2 separate regions of the Homo sapiens genome follow, and region 2 is linked to region 1. A link is a contact called in ENCODE Hi-C data. All regions are on one chromosome and are shown on one strand. The core of a region is the stretch at or near the end of the contact, and the rest is flanking DNA. Distances in the headings are between cores, read along the strand shown.

Region 1 (2,700 bases), core at 191-2,690:
ATTCAGTTTCAGGCAGGCTGGGTCTTGAATTTGTGATCATCACCCTGTACTGTCTCTGGACAGAATAATTGAATAATAATAAGACAAAGATGAAGTATGCAGTAATGACCCATTAAAATAAGATTTTTTAAAAAAAATTAAATGTGATAAGACAAGGACAGATGTGGCACATGCCTTTGGGCTAAGTCCTTTAGAAGGGAAACAAAGAATGAATCATGTACTATGGGAGAAAGAGAAGACAATGCCTACGCCCTTATGGGCCTACCAGGCTTTCTACCTGTGAGCTCATTTGCTCCTTACAAGACCCCAGGAGGTAGGTGTCATTATCATCACCATTTTACAGAGGAGGCTGAAAGACTTGTTTAAGATCACACAACTAGTAAGTGGAGGAAGCCAGGTCCCTGACTAAAGTGCCCAGAGGCTCCCTTAAGGGTGGGCTGGGGAATCCACATCAGAAGGCTCTGCCAGTCCGGGTCCTAGTGGGCAGATGCCTTGCAGTAAATGGGTCTCTGTGCTGCAGGAATCTGAAAGACCAGCTTACCTGCGGCAACACATTTCAATCACATGGAGCAGGTCTACTTAGGGGAAAGATGCACAATGCATAGGAGATGCCTGTCAACACTGAGAAGAGCTGAAGTGCTGAGGACTGAACCACACCCTCACTGGATGGAAATGCATCTACAAGCTGTGCACTCATGTTTGACCCTGGTCAAACCTTGGCACTATGAACATCTGCAGGGGATGATTCTTTGTTATTAGAGGTTGTCCTATGCATTGTAAGATGTTGAGTGACATCCCTGGCCTCTACCCACTAGGTGCTAGTATCTATGTAGTATCTATGTTCACCCCATCCCCCAAGCTGTGACAAACACAAATCTCTCCAGACAAGGCCAAATGTTCCTTGGGAGGCAAACTCCCCTCCTCCCCTCCCGGCCCCCGGTTGAGAACCACTACTTTGATCTTATACTCTGGGCTTATGAACGGTGAAAGCTTCCAGAAACTACCCTGTTCTGATGTCGAGGAGTTCAATATTCCCTAAAACTCCTCCCAACTCTCAGAAACTAAGAGAGAGAGAGAAAAAAATGATGGGTTAGCTTCTGCAGTGCAGATACTTTGCCATTCAGTTAAGTGTGTATATTTGAGGGGGTGTATGGATATGGAGAACAGGGATTGGAAAGCCTACTCACCACACTTCTTCACAATACCTCTATTTCATTCTATCTGTATGCTTATTATTTCAGCTCTTCTCATGTGCGATCAAATTCTTATTTTGCAGCATATTGCCCTCTAGCGGTCACTTCTCTTTGTAGCACACGGAAGAGAGGCACCAATACAAATCGCTTTTTAAGAATGAAACCCAGGAGGGAACTGGCTGGGGGAAGTGGACGTGGTTCCACGAGCCGGGTAACTTCTGGCTTCGCGGATTGTGAGCAGCCGGTTTCTCCTCCGAGCCGCGCCTTTTTCCTTCCCAAGCCCCACCCTTCCTCCTGCGAGCCCTCTCCTCCACGTTCCAGCACCCAGTGGCACTTTGCTTCTCCCGCCGGGATACCGGACCTCTTCTTTGCAGAGAGAATTCAAAGCTACTTCCATGTTAAACAGAAAGAGCATCCTGTGGGTAGAAATATCCGACGAGGAGCGTTTTCCGAATGCCCGGAAGGGAGTTGCTACGTGAAAAATAGACATGATGCGCTGAAAAAAATATAGATGATTTGTTGTTGCTCTTGGTTCTCAGCCGGACCTCAAAAACAACCCCAGGATTTTTTTCCTCCAAAGTGGAGCCAGCTACTTTGCAAGTGCTCCCCTTCTTTCTCCTTGCCCATCCCCAGACCATTTAGTTAACCTCAGTGGGACAGGAACCGTCCTACAAATGCATGTGTTTGTCGTCTTAAGAGCTTTGGTAAGCCTACTTAAATTTCAGACAGCTAGAGACTGTCACAGTGGCTTTCTTCTGTCGATAGGTGACATTGTGTAATTAATAACCCTATAAAGCCTTTGAGGATAGCTTTTTCTTTTAAAAATGGAAGCCCAGAGAATTAAGACAAAGAAAGCTACTCTGTGGAGTTAAACGTCATCTTCAAGGAGGAAATTTTTAAAAGTACCTCTACATCTACACGTGGGCTTCAATTATATGTCTCCAAGGTACAGCACCCAGACGTCAAACCACTCAAGCCTGGATGGTGAATTTATGATAGAGGTTGACTTCTTTGTAGAATAAGTTTTCTGTTTCCACAAAATAAAATTGTATTTAGGGGTATAAGCGCCAGAATTTCTTTTAGCAATTAATCAAAATGAATGACCAAAAAGTTTAATTCTAGACTAGAGCTATTAAATTACTTCCGAGCTATGAATGCAGTTTTGATTTTAGGCCATATCAATCCAGGAAAACACAGAACAATGAGCCTGGAGGGTCAGATACTGTGAAGAGCAAATTTGCAGAAGGCTTTTGGGTCGGCAACAGTTGGGTTTCCTTAAGATTTATAGGCTTCATAGGATAGACACACACTTCTTTATTTCTGCTCTGTATGAACACTCAGCAGATGAAGTTCCACTAACCGCTTTCCCCTGCCCCCACATTTAAAAAGCTTTCTCCTTCTCTTTTCTTTTCTATCTCTGTGAATGGCTTAAACAGCAGCCTGTGTTTTAGAACCATAAAGCGTGCATAAACGTTTCATAAAAAGAAATAGAAAAAATGGAAATCTC
Region 2 (2,700 bases), core at 41-2,540, 320 kb before region 1:
AAAGTCTCATGTCTTCTGTACCTTCCTACATCAGACACCTCTGTTGCTGTTGCCTGATTCTGTGAGACATGCACTCCTTACATGGGTGAAGCATAACTAGGTTAATCTCCTATCTGTAACATTTCAGGATAAAAGGAATTTTAACTCTGTTATAGAATTATCAAAGAAGAACCCTTTGGTCATTTAAGGATTAGAAAGAAAGCACTTCTGATCCAATGAATCTCCTATCTAATTTTGGTAATGGCTATATAATTTCATTTTTGCAATGCAGATAAAAGGATATTTTTAAATGGGAATATATTGATAAAGGTGGTGCTGTAAAAGCTACAAATGGCTAATTCCTGCTCTCTTTCTTTCATCCCAGGGAGTGCCATGACATTATGCCTGTTAATAGAAATCTGAGCTAACTGATGTCTCTGGTAGTGAACAGAAGCAAATATAACAGACAACATAGTTGCAGATGAACAATAAAATCACATGTTGTGCTAAATATGGTTAAGTCGGTAAGGTCTTGGCAATGCAGATATATTCAGAAGCCTTAGACTCTCTTCACCAGGCAAGAGAGTAGAAGAAAAGGTAATTCTTACATATGGTTTTACAACTAAAATTGCCACTTGTTTAAATTCACATTTTTAAATTTTTAAAGAATGGAATTGGTTATTGGTATTCATGTCGCTACCATTCCTGAAAAGTCTTTCCTATTTTTTCCTTATAGATGTAAACTATCACAAAAGTAAATGTAATATCTGTCTTTTTTGACAATTTATTCCATAATATCTTTCACATTGGAGCGGCTATTAAGCTTAAGTTGCTTTCCTGGAAGCTGCAAGATACACGTGGATGAATACATTCTCTACACTCAAATAACCTGTAATCCAGCAGGAAAAAGACAAATGGCTTAGAGCAGAAAGGCCGCAGGACAACCTAGCGGGTTGTGACGGTTAGGTGTCAACTTGCCTGGTTAAAGAACACTTAGAAAAGAAACCTAGTAAAGCATTATTTTGGGAGTGTCTGTGAAGGTGTTTCTAGAGGACGTTGTCATGTGAGTCTGAGTGGGTTAGGTGGGGATGATCGGCCCTCCATGTGGGCAGGCACCATCCAACCAGCTGGGGGTCTGGAAAGAACAAAAACAGAGAAAAGGTGAATGTGTCCATCTGTCTGCTGGAGCTGGGACACACTCTTCCTCTCCTGTCCTTGAACAATAAGCCCAGGCTCCCTGGCTTTTGGACTCCGGAACTTACACCAGCAGCCCCGCCGGTTCTCAGGCCTTTGGCCTCAAACTGAGAGTTATGCCATCGGCATCCCTGGCTCTGAGGCCTTTGGACTTGGACTGAGCCATGCTACCAGCATGCCAGAGTCTCCAGCTTGCAGATGGGCTGTCATGGGGCTTCTCGGCCTCTATAACCACAAGAGCCAATCCCCCAAATAAATCACCTCTCCTGTCTCTATATCTATCCAGCTAGCTAGCTATCATATTGAGTCTGTCTCTTTAGAGAACCCTGACCAAAACAGGGGCAAAAGAAGAACTTGTTTTTGACTACTGGAATCACAGAACTCCTCAAGAGGAAGTAACAACTGATCTGGAACAAGAAGAACAGATAGGCCTGGTGATGAGAGAGGGCACACAGGGTACAGGAATGGCATGACAGAGACACAGGATTCTAAGCCCGGCTCATCTCCAGAGTCACATGGCCAGAGCTTAAAACATGAAGTATTCAGGTTCCAGCACCCAACTTACTGGTGTGTGTCTCTCAAAGTAGAGCCTGAGAATCGTATGTTTCGTTTCCCCAGTAGATGCTGCTGAGGGTTCAGGTTTGAAGCACTGGGAAAAAAGTAAGAATCTACAGGAAATATTCAGAGCACAAGAGAGGCAGAGAAGACTGAGGCCTTGAAATGCCAGGCTTAAGAGGGAGGGAACCACCAGAGCTCTGCGGATAGTGCGATGACACGATCAGAACTGTGTTTTGGGGAATGACACCTGGCAGTGGCCTAAAGGCAGACCTGATGAGGAGACTCCAGGCAGGGAATTCATCAGCAGGTTGATCATGGCCATCCGGGTGAGACGCAGGGCCCAAACTAACGTCACAACAGCAGAAGTTAAGAGGAAGAACTGAAAGCTGCAGACAACAGGGTGGGAGACTTGGTTAATGAGCTGGAGGAAGACTAGGGTCGCAGGTTGGCAAGGGAGCAGGCTGAAGGCAGGTCTGACTGCAAGAACCAGTGTCCCATGTGGCTGCCAGTCTAGAGCTCAGGTCTCTGGTCCGATAGCACATGTCACTTCTTCCTGATATTGCCACCAGCTGCTAGGACCACTGCCTGCTCTAGTACTTTCTCTCCAGACGCTCTGGCCCACACTTTCAACTGCCTGGCCAGACTTGTTCCCATCACCTGCAACACAGTCAGATCACATCTAATGTCTGTGCTTCGCTGCAAGGGACAGGGCCTACTTTCCAAGCCCCAGACGCCCTCCAGCCCTCCTCAAACCCACTGCCAGCTGGTTGGTCTCTGAGCTCTGCTCTTACAGACATGGTGGACTGGCCTACTCTGGCATCACTGCCTGAACAAGGCAGAGAAAGCACATGGTTTCACATGCAATGATGCTGTTTCTATAAAAATGATGACTCAACTAAAATCAAAAACAGTATAAACACTGACCACCTGAGGATAAAGAGCAGAGAGGATTTGGGGGTTGCATGATTG

Evidence for each region. Hi-C counts contacts between places; a loop is a spot of excess contacts on that map. Pooled maps may share reads with other maps.
Region 2: a map of psoas muscle shows a loop between it and region 1 (4-fold over the local background). The contact joins two enhancer-like sites. A Hi-C loop is called at or near these places in 1 of 168 maps with a recorded cell type or tissue (psoas muscle), 1 of 37 single-sample maps with no recorded cell type and 4 of 50 pooled maps.

What each region holds. Positions count from the first base shown.
Region 1 is chr7:28,925,796-28,928,495 of GRCh38, reverse strand. No RefSeq gene overlaps it. Among named protein-coding and RNA genes, the nearest start is that of TRIL, 31 kb to the left of the region's middle. Within about 2 kb of position 1,440, at least 15 of the 41 ENCODE cell types and tissues checked have a DNase peak (open chromatin) inside an H3K27ac peak, as active enhancers do.
Region 2 is chr7:29,247,826-29,250,525 of GRCh38, reverse strand. The region is part of intron 1 of CHN2 (chimerin 2); the gene reads right to left. Among named protein-coding and RNA genes, the nearest start is that of CHN2-AS1, 40 kb to the right of the region's middle. Within about 2 kb of position 1,290, at least 5 of the 41 ENCODE cell types and tissues checked have a DNase peak (open chromatin) inside an H3K27ac peak, as active enhancers do.